Regions from separate parts of the Homo sapiens genome. Here region 1 is linked to region 2. Evidence: read pairs that join two places in POLR2A ChIA-PET (ENCODE). Cell type or tissue: Panc1. All regions are shown on one strand. Links, peaks and the distances in the headings refer to the core of each region. The heading gives the core; the rest is flanking DNA.

Evidence for each region. Peaks named below come from ENCODE experiments on the same cell type or tissue, not always from the same donor. Only the 100,000 strongest peaks of a DNase experiment are listed, where the experiment ranks them.
Region 1: POLR2A ChIA-PET joins it to region 2 with 11 read pairs; 2 of 35 experiments call an interaction of 5 or more read pairs at or near these places.

Annotation. Positions count from the first base shown.
Region 1 is chr15:70,743,167-70,755,215 of GRCh38, forward strand. The region is part of intron 1 of UACA (uveal autoantigen with coiled-coil domains and ankyrin repeats); the gene reads right to left. Among named protein-coding and RNA genes, the nearest start is that of UACA, 14 kb to the right of the region's middle. In Panc1, for the core only: no CTCF peak of the experiment used is centred there; no DNase peak of the experiment used is centred there; H3K27ac peaks cover 3,891 bases.
Region 2 is chr15:71,041,895-71,053,428 of GRCh38, forward strand. LRRC49 (leucine rich repeat containing 49) reads left to right here. Exons shown (of 16, transcript NM_017691.5): 16 at 7,515-11,534. The coding sequence ends at 7,718. Among named protein-coding and RNA genes, the nearest start is that of THSD4, 68 kb to the right of the region's middle. In Panc1, for the core only: no CTCF peak of the experiment used is centred there; no DNase peak of the experiment used is centred there; H3K27ac peaks cover 220 bases.

The DNA.
Region 1 (12,049 bases), core at 1,682-9,681, 300 kb before region 2:
CCAGCAACAGGAAAAGTCCTTCTCATCTTTCAAATTGCTCTGACTTGCAGTTCTGCTTTGAGCCAGAGAAAACTTTATGTTTTTAAAACAGCTCATGTAATTAGAATAGGCACACCTAGGTCTCCTTTTTAAACTAAAGTCAAATGATTAGTAACTTAATTACATCTGCAAAATGTCATTTGCTACGTAACATAATATAATCATGGGCATATTTCCTCATCATATTCAAAGTCCTGGGGATTCAGGTGGAAAATTAAGGCCATTTTTAAAATTCTGCTTACCACATCTCTGGATGTGTATTTTTCACTGCGCGTTGCAGTCAAAAAGCTTAAAGAGCATCTAGCCACTGGACTAGAAAACTTTAAGGTCACTTCCAGTCCTAAAATTCTAAAAATCTAACATGTAAAGCTATTTTTTTAATTGGAAAGGAAAAACAATTATGCAAATTTCAAAGTTAGTTAAATCAAAAAGGGTGCTGAAGATTTTCTTTTCCTAGTTTAAAATAAAAAGGACATGTTTTAACAAAATTGTCATTTTGGGAGGGCCAATTTCTAGTCCCAGTAAGAGGCTGAACATCTAGGGAAGAATACAGTATGAAAGTGAAAATAAAAGTTGGTGCCAAATCGTAATGCCTGGAAAAGCCAAAAGCAAAAGACTCTGAACCAGTGGCAATTTCCACACTACAAAACTCCAGTTTCATTTTAAGTATAAAGATTAGAAAAGGTAAATAGGCCAAATGAAAAACTAGGTCATAAACAGACTGTTCCACCCAAGGTTCATTAACAAAAACTAGGACGGCAGGGCACGGTGGCTCACGCCTGTAATTCTAGCACTTTGGGAGGCCGAGACGGGCGGATCACGAGGTCAGGAGATCGAGACCATCCTGGCTAACACGGTGAAACCCCGTCTCTACTAAAAATACAAAAAAAGTAGCCAGGCATAGTGGCGGGCGCCTGTAGTCCCAGCTACTGGAGAGGCTGAGGCAGGAGAATGAATGGCGTGAACCCGGGAGGCGGAGTTTGCAGTGAGTTGAGATTACGCCACTGCATTCCAGCCTGGGCGACAGAGCAAGACTCTGTCTCAAAAAAAAAAAAAAAAAAAAGAAAGAAAAACTAGGATGAAGGATACAAACCTTAGGCTGTTGGGTCTCTTAACATACAGGGATCCAGCTGACTGCCTTTGGTATAAGACAGTCCCCATCCCTACCACATAAATCTAGCAGAAGGAAGGAGGGAGGGAGAGAAAAAAGTACCTCACATATACCCGATGCCTCATAAATATTTGTTGAGTAAAGTTATAAGATAATAGACTATAAACTTATTAGCCTTCAGAAACTTCACCTCCCTAGCCAGAGAAGAGAACTATTTCTAAATTTCAGCTATTAATGGAATAAAAGCTACCTATACCAAGCAAGGCTGACACTTGATCAAAGGTAAGACAGTCTGCAAGAGGGCTGGATAATGGTCCTCAGGGGTGACAGAAGAAAATGGGAGCAGGTAGTGTTAAGACCAAAAAACAGTCTTAACAAATATTAGTAGAATTGAATTTTGCTGAAATTTTTAGCTTCAAAGTAATTACAACTTATATAATGGCAAATATACAAGTAGATACAGTGTCCTCAACAGAATTCCCAAGACTTGTTCTCAGCAAAATTAGTCAGGATTCTGCCTACTGGTATTAACCAGTAGAAAGAACACTTTGATAGCTATGAGTGATACCATAGAATGAGAACCTCATAACAGCCATACAGAGAATACTAACCATAGCTCCAACTCTCCATCAAATACACAAGTGTAATGTTTTCCATAGCTTACAAAACACTCTTAAGTCTAGAGTTCTCATTCATTGCTCTACTCTATAATAAAAATTTACTGGGGAAAAATATGTATTTTGACCTAGGAATACAACTTACAAGGGATGTGAAGGACCTCTTCAAGGAGAACTACAAACCACTGCTGAAGGAAATAAGAGAGGACACAAACAGGCCAGGCGCAGTGGCTCACACCTGTAATCCCAGCACTTTGGGATGCCGAGGCAGGCGGACCATGAGGTCAGGAGATCAAGACCATCCTAGCTAACATGGTGAAACCCCTTCTCTACTAAAAAAAAATACAAAAAATTAGCCGGGCGTGGTGGTGGGCACCTGTAGTCCCAGCTACTTGGGAGGCTGAGGCAGGAGAGTGGCGTGAACCCGGGAGGCGGAGCTTGCAGTGAGCCGAGATCGTGCGTGCCACTGCACTCCAGCCTGGGCAGCAAGACTCTGTCTCAAAAAAGAAAAAGAAAAAAAAAAAAAAAGAGAGGACATAAACAAATGGAAAAACATTAATCATACACAGGAAGAATCAATATCATGAAAATAGCCATACAGTCCAAAATAATTTACAGATTCAATGCTAGTCCCATGAAGCTACCACTGACTTTCTTCATAGAATTAGAAAAAACTACTTTAAATTTCATATGGAACCAAAAAAGAGCCTGCATTGCCAAGACAATCCTAAGCAAAAAGAACAAAGCTGCAGCCATCATGCTACCTGACTTCAAACTATAATATAAGGCTACAGTAACCAAAATAGCACGGTACTGGTACCAAAACAGGTATATAGACCAATGGAACAGAACAGAGGCCTCTGAAATAACACCACACATCTACAACCATCTGACCTTTGACAAACCTGACAAAAACAGGCAGTGGGGAAAGGATTCCCTACTTAATAAATGGTGTTGGGAAAACTGGCTAGCCATATGCGGAAAACTGGCTAGCCATATGCAAAAAACTGAAACTGGACCCCTTCCTTACACCTTATACAAAAATTAAATCAAGATGAATAAAAGATTTAAACGTAAGACCTAAAACCATAAAAACCCTAGAAGAGAATCTAGGCAATACCATTCAAGATATAGGCATGGGAAAAGACTTCATGACTAAAACACCAAAAGCAATGGCAACAAAAGCCAAAACTGACAAATGGGATCTAATTAAACTAAAGAGCTTCTACACAGCAAAAGAAACTATCATCAGAGTGAACAGGCAACATACAGAATGGGAGAAAATTTTTGCAATCTATCCATCTGACAAAGGGCTAATATCCAGAATCTACATGGAACTTAAACAAATTTACAAGAAAAAAACAAACAACCCCATCAAAAAGTGGGCAAAGGGTAAGAACAGACACTTTTCAAAAGAAGACATTTATGCAGCCAACAAACATCTGAAAAAAAAGCTCATCATCACTGGTCATTAGAGAAATGCAAATCAAAACCACAATGAGATACCATCTCATGACAGTTAGAATGGCAATCATTAAAAAGTCAGGAAACAGATGCTGGAGAGGACATGGAGAAATAGGAATGCTTTTACACTGTTGGTGGGAGTGTAAATTAGTTCAACCATTGTGGAAGACAGTGTGGCAATTCCTCAAGGATCTAGAACTAGAAATACCATTTGACCCATCAATCCCATTACTGAGTATATACCAAAATGATTATAAATCATTCCACTATAAAGACACATGCACACATATGTTTACTGCAGCACTATTCACAATAGCAAAGACTTGGTACCAACCCAAATGCCCATCAATTTTAGGCTGGATAAAGAAAATGTGGCACATATTCACCATGGAATACTAGGCAGCCATAAAAAAGAATGAGTTCATGTCCTTCACAGGGACATGGATGAAGCTAGAAACCATCATTCTCAGCAAAGTAACACAAGAACAGAAAACCAAACACCACATGTTCTCACTCATAAGTAGGAGTTGAACAATGAGAACATATGGGCACAGGGAGGGGAACATCATACACTGGGGCCTGTCAGGGGGTGGCAGGCAAGGGGAAGGCTAGCATTAGGAGAAACAATGTAGATGATGGGTTGATGTGTGCAGCAAACCACTATGCACATGTATACCTGTGTAACAAACCTGTACGTTCTGCACATGTATCCCAGAACTTAAAGTATAATTTTCAAAAAAAATGTATTTTGTCACCTTTACACTGTTCCATCTCACTTGTGCTGTATTCAGCTATTCAACTCAAAATTACTTTGTGCAGAAACGAATGGTGTTTGTTTTTTGGGTTTTTTTTTTTTTTTTTTTTTTAGATGGAGTCTTGCTCTGCTGCCAGGCTGGAGTGCAGTGGCGTTATCTTGGCTCACTACAACCTCCACCTCCCAGGTTCAAGCAATTCCCCCGCCTCAGCCTCCCTTTTAGGGGTTATTTTTGGGAGACAAGGTCTTGCTCTATCGCCCAGGCTGGAGTACACTGTCATCATCATGGCTCACTTCAGCCTCAACCTCCTAAACTCAAGGGATTCTCCTGCCTCAGCCTCCCAAGTAGCGGGGACTACAAACACACCTGGCTAATTTTTTTTAAGATGGGGTACATTTCCATTTATATTGTTTTAAAGCTTTCAATTATTTCCATTCTTCCTAGTAGCTACAATCTCTGGTAGGGTAGAAAAGCAAGTGGTATTGGCCCCATCTTATAAGAGAAATAATTGAAACTTATTGAGATAAAGTGATTAGACCAAAGTTTTTCAGTAGCAGTGCCTGGACTGAAACCAAAATTTTCTGACATCCTGTCATCCTTGATCTTTCTGCCTATTGAATATCTCTACTTAAATAGTATTGACACTAAAATGAAAGATGACATTTTTTAAATTGCATCAAATTTCTTTTTATTTATATAGAAAAAAATAAAATAGAATAATTTATGTCCCAGAGAAACACTAATCCTATCTTAAAAATCTGAATGAAATAATATATTCTTAAATACAAGTCCAGGTGATTCAGTTTAGAGAAAATGAATTCTCTAATTCATATAATTCTCAAATATTCACGAATATATGCTGAATTTTTTGTTTACGCTTTTTATGCAACCTAGTGCCTGGCATAGTACTGTATGTATACACCTACACCAAGCTAGGCTGACACTGGACCCAAGGTGGGGCAGTCTGCAAGGGGGCTGGATAATGGTCCTCAAGAGTGACAGAAGAAAATGGGGGCAATTTAAATGGCTTAATATTTAATTAAGAACTTCAATAAATTTCAATTCTTAGCTGTAAAGAAAAGTCAAAAAAAAATTCAACCCACAAACAGGAAAGTATTTACTTAGCAGCAGAATACAGAAATTGAGCATCTCTCTAAGTGTAGTCTATACACCACTATGCACGTGACCCTCCTGCTGGCACAAGGACAAACATGGGTGACACAGTCTTCTGGCAGTTCCTTCTACAGTTCCAGAGTGTTCTGCATCAGTCTGCAGCAGGGACAGATGCAGCAGTGAAGCCTGGGGCATGAAGTTAGAAATTAAAAAGGAATAAAAGCCCAACAGAAGCCAGCTCCAAAGCTCCGGTACTTGGCTCACCCTAATGACAGGACAAATTTATAGAGTGCAGGTCCTTGCATACAGCCTGCAGTCACATGCCTGCACACCAACATTCTCTTCCTACCTGCCCCTACCCCTCCCTTTCCCTGTTCATTCTACCCCTCCCTTTCCCTGTTCATTCCCTAGAGATGCTCATCATAGAAATGCTCTCTGTAGCTCAGAGGAACACTAGGCTCCGATTTCATACACTGTCCTGCATACAGTTTCCTTTCTAAATAAATGTACTGATATTTAAGTGTTTATAAGTGAGATATTTAAAAGAATATTCCAATTATTAATAGCACCAGTATTTCATGGATGTGACAAAAAATCAAGATAATGCATTAATATTAATGAAGTTTGTAAAAAAAATTATTTCTTCCAGCTCTGCTTCATCTTCACAAGTCCTATTACCCTTAAGTTTCCTCTTAAAACTAACTTTAAAAGTTAGTTTCAAATATCACTCATATTGTAGATACATGCTATAGTATTTAATGGTAAAATATCATTCTACAACTTCCTTCCAAATGGTTCAGTGAAAGATATGAGTGAGTGTGCATTTATTATGCTTTTATTATACATATATAGAGTGAATGCACCAAAATGTTAACTTTCGGATCTAAGTAGCATGCAGGTGGATCCTAGTTCATTGTGCTATTCTTTCAAATGTTATGTATGTTTCAATTTTTTCATAACAAAAAGTTGGAGAAAACAGGGCCGGGCGCGGTGGCTCATGCCTGTAATCCCAGCACTTTGGGAGGCCGAAGTGGGCGGATCACCAGGTCAGGAGATCAAGACCATCCTGGCTAATATGGTGAAACCCCGTCTCTACTAAAAATACAAAAAATTAGCCGGGCGCGGTGGCGGGCGCCTGTAGTCCCAGCTACTTGGGAGGCTGAGGCAGGAGAATGACGTGAACCCGGGAGGTGGAGTTTTCAATGAGCCGAGATCACGCCACCGCACTCTGGCCTGGGCGATAAGCAAGACTCCGTCTCAAAAAAAAAAAACAAAAACAAAAAATTAGCCAGGCGTAGTGGTGGGCACCTGTAGTCCCAGCTACTCAGGAGGCTGAGGCAGGAGAATGGCGTGAACCCAGGAGGCGGAGCTTGCAGTGAGCAGAGATCGCACCACTGCACTCCAGCCTGGGCGACAGAGGAAGACTCCGTCTCAAAAAAAAAAAAAAAAAAAAAAAGTTGGAGAAAACAAATTAGCTACCTGCTAAAAATCTGTGCTTATAAAGATTATTAGCATAGTAAGTTAAACTTTCAAGGGTATTTATCAAACATCATCATCAGAACATTGAGCTATTCACCCGAACTGAATATAAATATGTGCACTTCAAAAAAAATAAAATAAAAACACTAAATTGCTAACATACAGGAAGATATGGACAGTGCTCTCTCTCTCCCTCTTACAGCGTAATTACCATTCAATCAGGGACTGAACAGTGCATCAAACCCAGGACATTTGGAAATCACAAGGGGCTAGCAGGCTGGGTTTCTGACCACGTGTCTGTTGACTGTGACTTTGGTAAGTCACAACTTCTTCAGGGTTTCAGGTGGCCTGTGTTTCTCCAACTTGGGCCCTCCTCTCCATCCCTTCCAGCATTGTAATGATGCAGGCCCTCACTAATTCTTGCCTATAATATTTCAGCAGCTTCATAACCAATCCACCTGTCTCCAGGCTAGACCCTCTCAAATCCATCCTCAACAGAGCTACCACAGTAATCCATCTAAAACACGTTTGATTTTGGAATTTCCCACTTCTGGAACCACAGGAAGAAGTCCCAACAACTCTTGAAAATGGCCATTTTTAAAGCTATTCCAAGATCTACCCCCAAACCTCTACTTCCTACTTCCCACCCAATCCCCTTGCTATTGTTCTAGGATCCTCCCTTGCTATTTTTCTAGTATCCAATTTCCCCTTCCCCCAGCTCTGAGCTCCGTGATATTTCCTCTTCTCTATGCCTTTGCTCTTGTTGTTAACTCTGAAAGAAATTTAACCTTTCCTAGATCACTCCTATCCACTTCTTTCAAATCTCAAGAAGCTCACCCTGGCCAGGTGTGGTGGCTCACTCCTATAATCCCAAAACTTCAAGAGGCTGAGATGGGAGGATCGCTTGAGCCCTCAGGCGTTCGAGACCAGCCTGGGCAACACAGTGAGACCCCTGTCTCTACAAAAAATAAACAAAATTAGTCAGGCATGGTGGCGTATGCCTGTAGTCCCAGCTACGCACTTGCTGCAGTGAGTCAAGACTGTGCCACTGCACTCTAGTCTGAGTGACAGAGCAAGGTCCGGTCTCAAAAAAAAAGGTCACCCTGCAGATTGGTGTCTCAGGAGCTAGAGAAGAGTAGGTGGAAAGCAGTTGCTTAATGGATACAGAATTTTCTTCTAGAGTGATGAAAATGTTTTGGAAGTACGTAGAGATGGTGGTTATACAACAATGTGAATGTATTAAATGTCATTGAATCGTTCACTTTAATATGACTTATTTTATGTTTTGACAATCTCATCTCAATTTTTAAAAGACAGCAGCAGCAGCAGCTTATCCTACAAAAAAAACCCTCAATGACTCCCCACTCTTCTGCCCCAGACTAGATCAGTACCTTGTACAGTCCTCTATCACAGCACTTATTACCTTATATTATCTGCTCATGGAGCTCCCCCACAAAACTATGAGCCTCTTCTTATCTTCCTCATCCTCTCACCCTGCAGTGCTTAGCCCAAGTGCTCAATAAATTTTTTTCATAATTGAAAAATAGAGATACCACTTATCTCCCTCAGGAAAAGGGCTAAAGCAGGTGGACTTTTGAAGATCTAGGCTATATAAAAGCCTATTAATTGGAAAGGAAAAGATTAGGAAGATTGCTGTCAATCTGGTTATAAAGGACAACAATGGCATGACCTCTGGTAAGACTTTTCAGTTAGCAATATAAACATGTATTGAGTTACCTATATAAAGCACCGTATTAATATGCAAGCCCTTAATATGCCTTGTATCATTTAATGCTCACAACTACTCTATGAAATAAGTATAACGATTAATCCTATTTTCCAAATGAAGAAACAAACATATTTAAGTAACTTGCCTAAGGTCACAAAGCTGGTTACCAGGAGTGGCAAGGCTCACACCCAAGACGTGCAGGCTGCAGAGTTTGACCCTGTATCATCAATGTGCTAACCTGCACCTTCATGCTGCTCCAGGTATGATTTCAAGAGCTATGAATGGACATTCTCTGGCCCACAATTGTCTTTTCTAAGACTGAGAAACACTTCATTTTCCTTGTTTACCTACTTATACATGGCCATGAATGCTATTTATATTTCATAAAGTGCTTTTTTAAAATATAAAATGTTAATTTTTAAAAAAAAACAAAGAGAAGAATCATTTAAAAAGGATTTGTCATTTAAAAACCTCTAACATGGCCGGGCACAGTGGCTCACGCCTGTGGGAGCCAGCACTTTGGGAGGCCGAGGCGGGCAGATCACCTGAGGTCAGGAGTTCACGACAGGCCTGACCAACATGGAGAAACCCTATCTCTACTAAAAATGCAAAAAATTAGCTGGGTGTGGTGGCGCGTGCCCATAATCCCAGCTACTCGGGAGGCTGAGGCAGGAGAATCGCTTGAACCCGGGAGGCAGAGGTTGCGGCGAGCCAAGATCACGCCATTGCACTCCAGCCTGGGGCAACGAGAGCAAAACTCCATCAAAAAAAAAAAAAAAAAAAAACTTCTCACGTGTAAATCAGGAAGTGTTTGTGGGCTATTCTTATACACAGCTGAAAAGATCAGAGTGTACTGGCTTTACTACAACCACACCCACAGGGCCTCCCCACTGGGACTCATTTTCAAAGTACCTCAACATCTGCACAAAGTAGGCACCCTGCTAATGCGAAAACCATATGAAATAACAGCATGCTGGAAGAAAAGTTAAACACTCCTACTTTTTTAAAAGTGTAGAAAGCATGATGTATTATATGTGTTCTTGTTCTCTCTCCCCTCCCCCCCACCACTTATCTCTCTCTCTCTCTAGAGCTCTCTTGGAATGTCTCTCTCTAGTAAAGAGAAAATGTCACAATCTGGTAAGAAGAAAATTAAACAAGAGTCAATGAGATTTTTTTTTTAAAATGATTTGTGCATCTGCAAGGGAAAACCTTACTACAGAGGTAATATAAAAAACCTTGACAATATATAAATATGGTCAATATTAAAAACGCATCATCTCCTCAAAAGTGTACACAGTTGTAGATACACACACACACACCCCTCCAAATAAAACCAAGGATGACAGTATAATATACTGGGTAAGTATACATGCATACAAAGCAAAATGACAGAAGGGGCAGTGTGACAGTATTAATATCTAACAATGTAGAATTCAAAACAAAAGTTATAATGCAACAAATTAGAGGCTTTTATACGACAAGTTACACTCTACAATGAATATAAAATAGCCAAGAACCTTAATGTATCAATTATCACAAAATTAAATACATGAAACAAAAACTGTTTTAAATATCAGGGAAGGTAACAGAAGCACAGCTATAGTGAGACAGACATTACTCTAAAGCGACGGCTGGCCAAGTAGCAAAAATAAGGACGTATAAAGCTCTTACAGATCAACATGAACAGGGCATCAGCAGAAAAAATGGTCAAAGAAAATGAACAATTCCTAAAACAAGAAATGAACGCAGCCAATAAGCACAGAAATATGTTCACCCTCCCTGGAAATCAAAAACATGGATTAAGCCAAACTATTTTTTTCTATCACATTTAAAAATGTTTTAAATAACAGAATCTATTATTGGAAGGATATCAGGAATGCAACAATTCCACATATCTCTGGAGGGAACACAGATTGGTTTTGGAATTTCCCATAAAATGCCTCCTCTCTCCCCTTCTCCAATTTTTTTGTATATATGGCTTAAGGTGTAAATCCCATAGCATTAAATTTGAAACATCAGTTCACAATGGTAAGGACATGGGTTCCAAAGCCAGGCTACCTAACTCTTCACTTATTAGCTATAGTGTCTTGGGCAGGTAAATTATTTAACTTGCATCTGAAATGATGGCAATAGTACCTACTTCTTAGGGTTGCGGTGAGGATTGAGTTACTAGCACTTAGAACAATGCCTGGGAAATACATGCTCAATAAATCTTGGCTATCAGCACATGGATTTCTCACAAGCAGTTTCTTTCTAAGTAACTCACTAGCATTTACTGAGTACTTCTAATTGGGACATTTGTATGTGCTCAAATAATTTCAAATTACTTATAATTTTTTTTGTTGCTGTTGAGACAGAGCCTCGCTCCATCGCCCAGGCTGGAGTGCAGTGGCGCGATCTCGGCTCAATGCAAATTCCGCCTCCCAGGTTCACGCCATTGTCCTGCCTCAGCCTCCCGAGTAGCTGAGACTACAGGTGCCCACCACCATGCCTGGCTAATTTTTGTATTTTTAGTGGAGACAGGGTTTCATCATGTTGCCCAGGCTGGTTTCGAACTCCTGACCTCAAGTGATCCGCCCACCTCGGCCTTCCAAAGTGTTGGGATTACAGGCGTGAGCCACTACGCCCAGCCTATATTTGGTTTTCTACAATGAACATGTATGACTTTTGTGGGACAGTCATTTATCCTAACTGGTTGAGACATTCACCTGCGCTCTCTCAAGGATACCTGGCCAGGTCCCATTCAATTACAGACAGTCCCCAACTTATGATGGTTAGACTTAGGATTTTTTGACTTTACAACAGTACAAAAGCTACATGCATTCAGCAGAAACTGTATGTACTTTGAGTACCCGTACAACTATTCTGTTTTTTCACTTTCAATAGAGTATTCGGTATTGAATTCATGAGATATTCAATACTTTCTTATAAAATAGGCTTTGTGTTAGATGATTTTGCCCAACTGGAGGCTAAGTGTTCTGAGCATGTTTAAAGAAGGTTAGGCTAAGCTATGATGTTGTGTAGGTTAGGTGTCTTAAATGCATTTCGACTTACAATATTTTCAACTTAAACTGGGTTTACCAAGACATAACCCCATAATAAGTCAAGGAGCATCTGTATAAAAATACAACTCATCGATCCTTTGCCAGTGCCTTTGGTCACTCAGCTACATCAGTTCATCTTCTGCATATCATCTTGGAGACTGTATCATTTGAAAATAAGTCAATGTCAACAATATTTAGGATTTCTGACAATAAAACAAAGCCAACAGACAAAACTGTTTGTGTGACTACAAACAATCCAATTTATTCTTGTGTTTTGGGGCTACATTTTTAAGCCTGGAAGAGACATTATCTTTTCTAATGATATAAAAGCTATATAAAGCTTTTAATTGTATTATGATTAAGGAAAATAAGGCAATGAGTATTATATCCTATTGTTCCATTTATAATTTCAGGCAGCACATTTCAACCATCCATTTTTAGGCAAATTCCCCACAGAAATCAATTTGACTTCCTTTGCATAAATAAGCACGTGCAGGTGGAAATTTCAATAATATGCTGTATCCTTTAGGTGGCAGGACAAACATTTGCAAAACTGTAACAGGACAGTAAAAGTTTCCATATGATAGTGATGAAACAATACATGTTATAACGTTCAAATCTATTATTCTTGGATCTAGTTTACCAAAGATACAAACATAAGTTAAACAGGGCTGATAAAATCAAAATTTTGCTGGCTA
Region 2 (11,534 bases), core at 1-8,000:
GATAGTCTAATGGGATAAATGATACTGAGGAAATGGGATATTCAATCAGAAAAGCATATTGAACCCCTTCTTTGCACCATGCAACAAAAAATTAACTCCAGACCAAATAAAAACCCAAGTATTAAAAGCAAAAGTTTCAAGTTTTTATTTTAATAAGAAGAGAAAATCTTTATGATCTTGATTGGGTTGGCTATGATTTTTTAACACCATAGATGCACAAACTATAAAGGAAAATGTTTTGGTAAATTGGACAGTCATTCAAGGTGATTGTGTTTTTTGTTTTTGTTTTTTTCTATGTTGCCCAGTCTGTCCCTGAGCTCCTGGGCTCAAGAAATCCTCCTACCTTGTCCTTCCAAGTAGCTGAAACTACAGGCATGCAGATTTTTAAAAACAGATAGCTTCAGTGCAGTCATGTAAGCAGAGTCTTGATTAAAGTGATATGAGCAATAATTAAGCTATAAGAAAGTAAAGACAGGGAATGTTGACTCCTGCTTTGAGAAATTTTAAAGAGGAAAGAAGGAATCTGAAGCCCCAAAATATTTGGAAAGAAACACTAATCTAACAATCAGGAGATGTGGATTTGAGCCCCTGATTCTACTTCTGAGTACTTGAAAGACCTTGCTGAAGTCCCTTAATCACTCTCTCGACTCACAGCCCAGCATTCCTTCACTTATACCATGCTCCTTACATCTTGAAAAATACTTAAATCACTGCAGCACAAAGTGCTCAGTCTCTCTTCCATACATCCTGAGTTGTTGAGAAAATTAATTGAGGTAAGTTCTTCACAAATCAGGTTAAGCAGACCCTTTCATTATACATGTCATAACTCTGTTGCTTGGTAGTTGTCCATCTATTCTCCTGACTCATCTAAAAAAGATTTAAGATGGACATAGAATCAGAGTGCTGAAAGGGACTTTAAAGAATCTAATGCTATTCTTAGATGAGGAAAACTGGAAACTCAGATGAGTTACTGAGGGTCACGTTGAATTATTGACTGAGCCGCCTCTAGAATGGAGTCCTAATTCTGACCTTGGACACGTTCACAGTATATCATGGTGCTCTCTCAAGTTTTCTTGACCACCCTAGTGCAAAGGGCTCTCTCTTTTCTGAACACTGTTTGTAATTTGCTGTCTGAACGTTTTACTCAGCATGTATCTACTGTTTTATGTTTTTAGTTGACTTTTTATATGTGCATGCCATCTCCCAACTAGACTGTAAGTTCTTCAAGGACTAGATTAGAGAGTTTTCTCTATGGAAGTATTAATAGAAGATGCTTAATCCTGAGCAGATCTCTCAATCTCTATAGACCTTGTTTCCCACTTATAAAATGGAGATATGGATTAAATCCTAATACAAGTACCATTATAGTTAAAATTGCTCTATAACAAACCCCACTGTTGACCTTCTTTTTCCCAAACCATCTTCATAACAACAAAATTCTAGTTTAATGAAATAATGTAAACAATATTGTATATAGTTTATCTCATCAGAATTGAACTTGTAAAATACTTGCTTTATGAATCCCACAGGGATATTGTGAGACAAAAAGAGATGAGTATATGAAAGCATTTGGGAATGGAAAAAGCATTACTCAAGGAGCAACAACTCCTTGACAGGTCAGGGCAAGAGAGGTGTCTCTAACGTGCTTTCAATGGGATCATCCTGGACAGGCAGAGTGAGTCATCCTGGCAGACACCTGATGACTTATAGGGCATATTGTAAGGAGATGCAGAATAGTTGGCTTGGAGGAGAGGAGAAATCATGAAGTAGAAATGCTTTCAAACACAGTTACTAAATTAAGGATTATTATAGCAGATACAATTCTATATCAACATGTCCCTAGAGAAACAGTGGAAGTAACTATAGCAGAAAATTTTAAAGCACTGTAAATTATACTGTGCCAGTTATGAAGAATTTATTTTCAATTGTATAATACATAAATGATTTAACAAAATATATCATTTAATTGTTTTAATTTTTGTTATCCCTAAATTATTATAAAAAATCTTCCAATCTTAATAATAGAATTTTGTCTTTTTAAATTCAAAATCCTATTTTAAGCAATTTGGAAATCTGTAAAAGAAGCATTCACTAAATATGCTCTATGCTTTCTACTTGTAAATGCATTGCTTGTAAAATATTGCTCATTTTAGTTGCTGATCTCTAGTGACTCACACTTGTCCTTCTTTGTAGGAGTTCCTATGTAGTCCAGATTTACTGAGTGCGAAAAGGGAGCAGCTACATTCTGTTCTCATCAACAAGCTAACTTAGTATAGGTGGCTAATGTTCAGACTATAGTATTTCAGAGTGAGGGAAGATCTTCAGAGAAGAGGCCAGCTGGAACCATTTGTTGCTTATCACACATCAAAAATCTGTACATACTTTTAAGACTGGTCAATCTATGACCTATTGTTTTAGTACATGACTATATCAAATCAGCATTTTGACCTGTGAATGGTGATTGATTGCTTAGAGATGCCTTATATGTCATAAGAAAATTCTTAAAATATGCCTCTGTTAAGGAAAGTTAGTGCAGGTTGGACTTATTGTTAACTTACATTAATTAATCAGGAATTTAAAACATATTTTATTTTAAACATCATAAGCATTTGGGCCAGGTGTGGTGGCTCATGCCTGTAATCCCAGCTCTTTGGGAGGCTGAGGTGGGTGGATTGCTTGAGTTCAAGAGTTTGAGACCAGCCTAGGCAACATGGCAAAGCCACATCTTTACAAAAAATAAAATTAGCTGGGTGTGGTGGTGCACGCCTGTGGTCACAACTGCTGGAGAAGGTAAGGTGGGAGGGTCGTTTGAGCCTGGGAGGCAGAGGTTGCAGTGAGCGGAGATCATGCCACTGCACTCTAGCCTGGGCAGCAGAGTGAGACCCTGTCTCCAAAAAATAAATTAATTTAAAAAATCATAAGCATTGGGAAACAGAAGAAAATATTAAAAAGGAGGAAAACATACTAATGTTCTCAGAACTCAGAAACAATCTTTTTTTTTTTTTTTTTTTTTTTGAGACGGAGTCTCCCTCTGTCACCCAGGCTGGAGTGCAGTGGTGTGATCTTGGCTCACTGCAAGCTCCGCCTCCCAGGTTCATGCCATTTCCTGCCTCAGCCTCTCGAGTAGCTGGGACTACAGGCGCCCACCACCACACCTGGCTAATTTTTTTTGTGTTTTTTTAGTAGAGACGGGGCTTCACCATGTTAACCAGGATGGTCTCGATCTCCAGACCTCATGATCTGCCCACCTCAGCCTCCCAGAGTGCTGGGATTGTAGGCGTGAGCCAAGAATTCAGAAACAATCTTAATGAGACTTCAATATATTTTCTTCAATAGTTTTTATGCATTCTTTTCTAACTTTTTAATAAAAATTTCAAACATACAGCAAAGTTGAAAGAATTTTACAATAAACATCCATACGTCCAAAACCTACACTCAACTATTAGCATCGTACCATACAGTGTACTTACTTTATCACATATCTATGTGTCTATCCATCCATCAGTCTACCTTCGTATTTTTTAAATTCATCTCACAGTCATTGCAGACATTAGTATGCTTCTGCCTAAATAATTCAGCGTGCATTTCATTAATTGAGATTCAGTATTCTACAGAGTATTTTTCTTTGTAAATTTTTCCATTTAGAGGTAAAACTTATATACTGAAATGTAAATCTTAGGTGTACAATTGCTGAGTTTTGACAATTCATACATTCATATAACCCAAACCCTATCAAAAAAAATTTTATTTTTTTCACATAACATTATGATTTAAGCATTTTTTCTTATTATGAATCTTTATTTTATTTTATTTTTAAATATTTCACCTTTTAGATATGGGGTACAGTGCAGATTTGTTACATGAGAGTATTATGTGATGCTGGGGTTTGGAGTATGGATCCTGTCACTCTAGTAATGAGCACAGTACCAGACAGGTAGTTGTTTAGCCCACACCCCTACCACCCTCTATGTTGTTCCCATATTTATGTTGTTCCCATCTTCCATGTGTGCACAGTGCTTAGCTCCCACTTATAAGTGAGAATATGCAGCATTTGGTTTTCTGTTTCTGCATTAATTTGCTTAAGATTATGGCCTCCAGTTCCATCTATGTTGCTGCAAAGGACAGGATTTCACTCTTTGTTATGGCTATGTAGTTACTATTCCATGGTGTATATATACTATATTTTCTTTATCCAATCTACCATTGATGGGCACCTGGGTTGGTTCTATGTCTTTGCTACTGTGAATAGTGTAGCAATGAACATATGAGCGCATGTGTCTTTTTGGTAGAATGATTTATTTTCTTTGGAGTATATACCCAGGAATGGGATTGTTGGGCCAAATGGTAGCTCTGTTTTAAGTTATTTAAGAAATTGCCAGACTGCTTTCCACAGTGGCTGGACTAATTTAATTATATTCCCACCAGCAGTGTATGAGAGTTCCTTTTTCTCCACAGCCTCGCCAGCATCTGTTGTTTTTTCACTTTTTAGTAATAGCCATTCTAACTGGTGTGAGATGGTATCTCACTGTGGTTTTGATTTGCATTTCTCTGATGATTAGTGATGCTGAGCACTATTTCATATCCTTGTTGGCCACTTGTATGTCTTCCTTTGAGAAGTATCTGTTCATGTCCTTTGCCCATTTTTTACTGGGGTTATTTGGTTTTTGCTTGGTGATTTAAGTTCCCTATAAATTCTGGATATTAAGCCTTTGTCAGATACATAGTTTGCAAATATCTTCTCCAATTCTGTAGGTTGTCTGTTTGCTCTGTTGATAGTTTCTTTTGCTGTGCAAAAGCTCTTTAGTTTAATTAAGTCCCATTTGTCTATTTTTGTTTTTGTTGCAATTGCTTTTGGGGACTTAGCCAAAAATTCTTTGCCAAGGCCAATATCAAGAAGAGTCTTCCAGAATTTTTATAGTTTGAGGTCTTACCTTTAAATTATTAATCCCTTTTGAGTTAATGTTTGTATATGGTGAAAGATAAGAAAGGTCCAGCTTCAATCTTCTGCATATGGCTAGCCAGTTATCTCAGCACCGTTTATAGAATAGGGAGTCCTTTCCCCATTGCTTGTTTTTGTCAGCCCTGTTGAAGATCAGATGGTTTTCGGTGTGCAGCTTTATTTCTGAGTTTTCTATTCTGTTCCATTGGTCGATGTATCTGTTTTTTACCAGTACCAAACTGTTTTGGTTACTGTGGCTTTATAGTATAGTTTGAAGTCAGATAGCATAATGCCTCTGGCTTTGTTCTTTTTGCTTAGGATTGCTTTGGCTATTCGGGCTCTTTTTTGGTTCCATATGAATTTTAGAATTTTTTTTCTAATTCTGTGAAGAGTGACATTGGGAATTTGATATGAATAGCATTGAACTGTAAATTACTTTGGGCAATATGGCCATTTTTATGATATTGATTCTTCCAATCCATCAGCAGGGAATGTTTTTCCATTTATTTGTGTCATCTCTGATTTCTTTCAGCAGTATTTTGTAGTTCTCCTTGTAGAGGTCTTTCACCTTCTTAGCTGTATTCCTACGTATTTCATTTTCTTTGTGGCTATTGTAAGTGGGATTGTGTTCTTGATTTCACTGTCAGCCTGGATGTTGTTGGTGTATAGAAACGCTACTGAATTGTGTACATTGATTTTATATCCTGAAGTTTTACTAAAATTGTTTCAATTTGAGAGCCTTTTGGCAGAGTCTTTAGGATTTTCTAGGTATAGAAATCATATTGTCAGCAAAGAGAGATAGTTTGACTTCTTTTCCTATTTAGATGCTTTTTAATTTCTTTCTCTTGCCTGACCGTTCTGGCTAGGACTTCCTAGAAATCTTCGTAGGTATAATTTTAATGACACTATCTGTGATTTTTAGGATTTCATTTGTTTGTTTGTTTGTTTTGTTTTGTTTTTTGAGACAGAGTCTTGCTCTGTCGCCCAGGCTGGAGTGCAGTGGCACGACCTCAGCTCACTGCAACCTCCACCTCCTGGGTTCAAGCAATTCTCCTGCCTCAGCCTCCCGTGTAGCTGGGACTACAGGCATGTGCCACAACCCTGGCTAATTTTTATATTTTTAGTAGAGATGGGGTTTCACCATGCTGGCCAGGCTAGTCTCGAACTCCTGACCGCAAGTGATCCACCCACCTTGGCCTCCCAAAGTGCTGGGATTACAGGTGTGAGCCACTGCACCGGGCCAAATTTTTTTTTTTTTTTTTTTTTTTTAGAAACAAGGTCTCACTCTGTTACTCAGGCTGGAGTGCAATGGCATGATCATAGCTTAAACTGTAGCCTTGAACTCCTGGGCTCAAACGATTCTCCCACCTCAGCCTCCCAAGTACCTGGAACTACAGGCATGTGCTATTACACCTGGCTAAATTTTTTATTCTTGTTTTTCTGTAGAGATGGGGTCTCGCTATGTTGCCCAGGCTGGTCTTGAGTTCTTGGCCTTAAGCGATCCTCCTGCCTTGGCCTCCCAAAGTGCTGGGATTACAGATGTGAGCTACCATGCCTGGCTTATGATATTTTAAATTTAGCTCATTTAATTTATCTTGAAATTATTTTGGTGTTTTGACTTGAGTTGGAGATTTAAATGGATCCTTTTTCTAGTAGTTAAATGTATTGTCTCATTGACATTTATTACTTTCCTTCTTCATTGATGTGCATTACTTCCCTTGTAATTCTGATTATCTGATGTGTTACATTGATTCTTCCATGTATATTATACATTCCATGATTATGCCTTGATACTATTCAGAAGTATCAATAGCCAAAATAAATGTTAAATTCTTGATTAAACAAAATCACTTTGTTTTAGTCTCTGTGATGAAATTGGGGCACAATATTCAAATATCCTCAGCTCCAAAATTCCTCTGTTGTGTTTAGGACCAGGTTTTTCATTTTCACACTGCCAGACCCAGAAGTTGAGTGGGAGACCTGTTTCTTTAGAAGGCAACGTCCTGGGTCCCAGGTTTCTATATGTTTACTCTTCCTAATTGTACACTTCCCCCCAACTTTCTCCAAATGGTCAAGGCTGCGTAAGTCAGTGTAGTGTACCATTTTATGCTTTCCCATAATAGAGGGTAAATTCAGAGTATACATACTTAAAGTATTACATAGATATTAACTAATATCATACCAATTGAAATTGTCACTATCTGTATCCTGATACATTTACCACAGGAATCTGTGAGTCTGCATTCAGCTGACTTGTGTGAGCTAAATGACCTGAACTGAGATAGGAGAAATAGTAGTTATGATTCAACAATTCCAGTAAAGAAACACATTTTCTAGCAGAGCTGTCCAACAGAGGTAGGAGTAGACTGAGAAGTACTGAGACCCTTGTTGTTATCTTTACTCAAGCAGAACTCTGTCAGCAGTGACTAGGAAAGAATTCCTGCTCTGAGGAGTAGATGGGGGAGGAATAGGGGGTCAGAATAAATTATTTCAATTTTCTGTGGTTCAGCTAATTGTTGCTTTGACTTTTGGATTAGTTATGATTTAATACAAAACTTTCTCTTTTTTTTAACAGGAAATAAAGGAAAAGAAGAAATTCTGTAAAACATATATAGAAGACCTTGTGAAGGAAGCCACAGAAATCAACATGAAAAATGAGGCTTTGCAGAAGCTTTGGCCACAGATGTTCATTGAGCTTGTTAGGGATGCAGTCATAGAAATTCGCAATAAAAATTCCTATATGAAGCTCTGCCTACAGCAGATAACAGACCAAAAATAAAAATGGCCTTTAGTTACAGTTGATTTTGGCAGTTTTATTTTTTGAAGGTTGAAAATATGCAGGTTATACATGTTAAAACAACAACAACACTATCCTATAAACTAGAAAGACTAGTATAAAAGCATTATTGCCCACTGTTCTCATAGCTAAAAGTTAAGAAGGAAGGAAGGAAAGCAGGAGAAAGGAAGGATTAATTGCCTGTATGTGAGGACCAAACAACCTTTGGGAACTAAACAGTTTTCAGAGATGGCGTGGCACTGCATCCTTGGTTCTTGCTTTGATTGGTGCCCTGCTATAGCCCAAAGCACGTAGTATTTGCTGATGATTCAGCATGAGCTGCATCTACCTACTTTTAGCTGATAATTTTCAGTTATTTCCCTTTTTATTTTATGTCATGATTTCAAAGCCAAAAATATGTTCTTTTTATGAGTGAAGAATAAACTTACTAACAAATTAGTCAAAATAAAGTATGTTTGCCTCCTTAATTCAGTCAGAATTGTCATATTTATTGTATGTTCCTCTTTAGTTAGGTACGGTTCCTGCTATTCACCTATATGGAGGATGCCCCATTCTTCTAGGAATGCATTCTCAGGGAACCACAGGAGGTCCTGGGAATCACTATGGGCAGAGAATATGCAAATGAGTCAAAACTGGGATAGGAAGAAAATGTTTTGTCTTAGGAGATCCTGAATGACTATAAAATGCTGTTACAAAGCAGTAAATCTGCTTCTCTGAAAGATGTTTCCTTCCATTGTTAGCTCTCAAATGCTCTTTTAATAGACATGCATGTGTACCTGTGTCTCAGAAGTATTAGGGATGCATGAGTGAAGGGTTCTAATTTTTAAAATTTCATTTGAAGATCAAATTCATGCTGGTGAGAAGGGTAGTAGGAGCCTATTACCATAGCTAGAGATGATGCCACTTCAGAAAAACAATCTTAGTCAATAAATAGGAATTTTTCGGTTTGCTTAGATTTTACCTAGCAGCTATTATGTCAGCAGGACCACCAGGATATGGGAAAACAGGACTAGAAGATGTACGACAGCAAAGACATGCAGAGACATGCAGAGACACCTGGAAGGAAGCTAGGTAAGCTGCTATTGCGGTTCTGAGAAAGACCCACATCCTTAAGATCTCTTGATTACTCTTCTCCCAAAAGGCGTGCTTAACTTTAACAGGTTACCATTTTTCTGATCATAGCCTTAAAAGGCTGTCCTGGTTTTTTCTTTTTCTTTTTTTTTTTTTGAGACAGAGTCTTGCTCTGTCACCCAGGCTGGAGTGCAGTGGCGCGATCTCGGCTCACTGCAAGCTCCGCTTCCCAGGTTCACGCCATTCTCCTGCCTCAGCCTCCCAAGTAGCTGGGTCTACAGGTGCCCGCCACCATGCCCAGCTAAGTTTTTGTATTTTTAGTAGAGACGGGGTTTCACCATGTTAGCCAGGATGGTCTCGATCTCCTGACCTCATGATCCGCCTGCCTCGGCCTCCCAAAGTGCTGGGATTACAGGTGTGAGCCACCATGCCTGTCCTGTCCTGGTTTTTTCATCTTGGCACTTAGGCCATCAGCTTACTAGTGTGTAACCTCAGTTTCCTCCTGATAGCACACACTTCGTAAGATAGTCATGAGAATCAAAAGAAACAATGCATGTAAAGCATTTCTCATCATGCCTGGCACACAGCAAACACCCAATACGTTGAGCTTTAATTATTACTCTTTTGGCTGTAGGTTGAACAATAGGGTTGGTGCCCTAGGACAGAGGAGCTATTAGCATTGCTTTCTGATCCTTTAGCCTCTCCAAACTGAAACATATGGACCATTTCTCATCTGGCTAGTAAACACTTATCTCTCCTGGGCTTATATCTTGTTTGGTATAGAAATGAGATCCCAGCTTGAAGGTGATGTTGAGAGGAGAACCAAGAGTATATTGTCTGTGGGATTCTGGCAGATTGGAAAGATGTAAGAACTTGTGACTCTTTGGGAGTCTGGGTAACTGTTCCCACTCTAGGCTTTGCAGATGAATGGACCTAGCTGTTTAGTAATCTGTCCAGCTTCCTGCATGTCTGTTCTCCCCTAACCCTCCCATCCCTGCTGCTAAAGAGACTTGACACTCACATGCTTTCTTGGCCCAGTCACCCTGGGAATCTTAGGAACACTAAGTCAGCACTCAATGAAATGGCAGCAAGCCATCCCAGCCACTGCTGGCTCTATGCAGACCTGCTTCAGGCCTGGTAATAGGGTCTCTCTCTTGTTCCTGAAACCAAGCCTCTTTATTCCTCAGCTTTGGTCTCTGCTTCCTTCCTACCTGAGTTCCCTTTCGCTCCTACCTGCTCCCACTACCCCATACTGATTTCTACTTCTTGAATCCTTACTTTGTCGGGTCTCAAACGTCGAATGGCGATCCTCCCATCTAGTTCTACACTCCAAACTCATTTTGCGTTCTGAAGTTCCTTGGTGAAGATAATCCCCAGATAAAAAGACAAGGAGACCTGGGTCTGCTGGGTTAGGGATCAAGTGAGGGTCCTATGTTGTAAGTGAGTGGTGATCTAGGGAACAAATTGCCATTTCTTCTTGGAATTTTCCAGGGTTTTCAGGGAAGGGGAAGAGATGCAAATCCCATAGTCTGAGACTCTCTAGGCTAGTGTGTGCTGAAGAATTGCTTTTTTTCAAAAGGGATCTCACGCAGAAACACTATTGCATTTGCCTCAAAAGCAGAAACATTTAGTACCCCCATTTAGGGAGATACTGTACCCGATGTTCTGGTACAGCAGCTGGATGGTGAAGTGTGCTGCTACACCTGAGGATGGTTACCAAGTGTGCAGGTGGACCTGAGGCTTGTTAACTGTGCTGCTGAGTCAGAGGATGGTGCTGGTATCAGCTCCTCACTTCCTGAGCTTCATTCCACTGAAGGCCTGGCATGTAAGACAGTGCAACCCTACCATGCTCCTGATCTATTCCTGATTGGGCAAGGAATGCACTGGGATTCATATTCTCTTCAATGAGTAATCATCATAACAACAAAGATTCATTGAGCAATGTCTTGCACTATTATAAGCTCTTTGTATACATTCTCATTTAATCTCCTAACACTGCGATATATATATGATAGCAATCCCATTTGAACACTAGAAAACTGAGGCATAGAGAGGATGAAAAAAAACGTAACTAAGGGTATTTCAACCAATAAATAGTAGACAGTACCCACATTCACTGTTAGTCTTAAGGATCTGGCATCTGGGAAGAATTTTGATGTCCATGGTCGTTCCTAATCCACTTTCATGTTTTGTCATTATGCTGAGGAATAGCAAATAAAAGATGAGAATTTCTCAACTGTGTCTACATGTGAAGCATATCGTAGACATTATGTGCGGTATAAATACTAACAAATGTATAAGTACACATGTACAATATTGTGTATTATTTAAGGATATACATATTAAAGTGTAAAATATTGGCAGCTGGATTCATTGCAATAATGTGTAGAGAATCAACTTCAGGAGGGGGCAATAATTAAATTAGGGGGACCAGTTGGGAAGGTACTGCATTATTCTAGGCAAGAGATAATTGTGACTTGGATCAAGGTGATAGCGGCAGAGGCGTCAGAAAGTAGTTGGATCTTGGGTATATTTTAAAGATGAAGCAACAAGATTTACTGACAGAACTGGATATGGAGTATGAGAAACAGTAGTCAATGATGGCCACAAGGTTTTTGGCTTGAACTACCGAAAAGATTGAGTTGCCATCAACTGAGATGAGAGCAATCTGTGAATGGAACATCTGCTGGGAGGAAGGATCAGGAATTCCGTCTTATGGAATACACA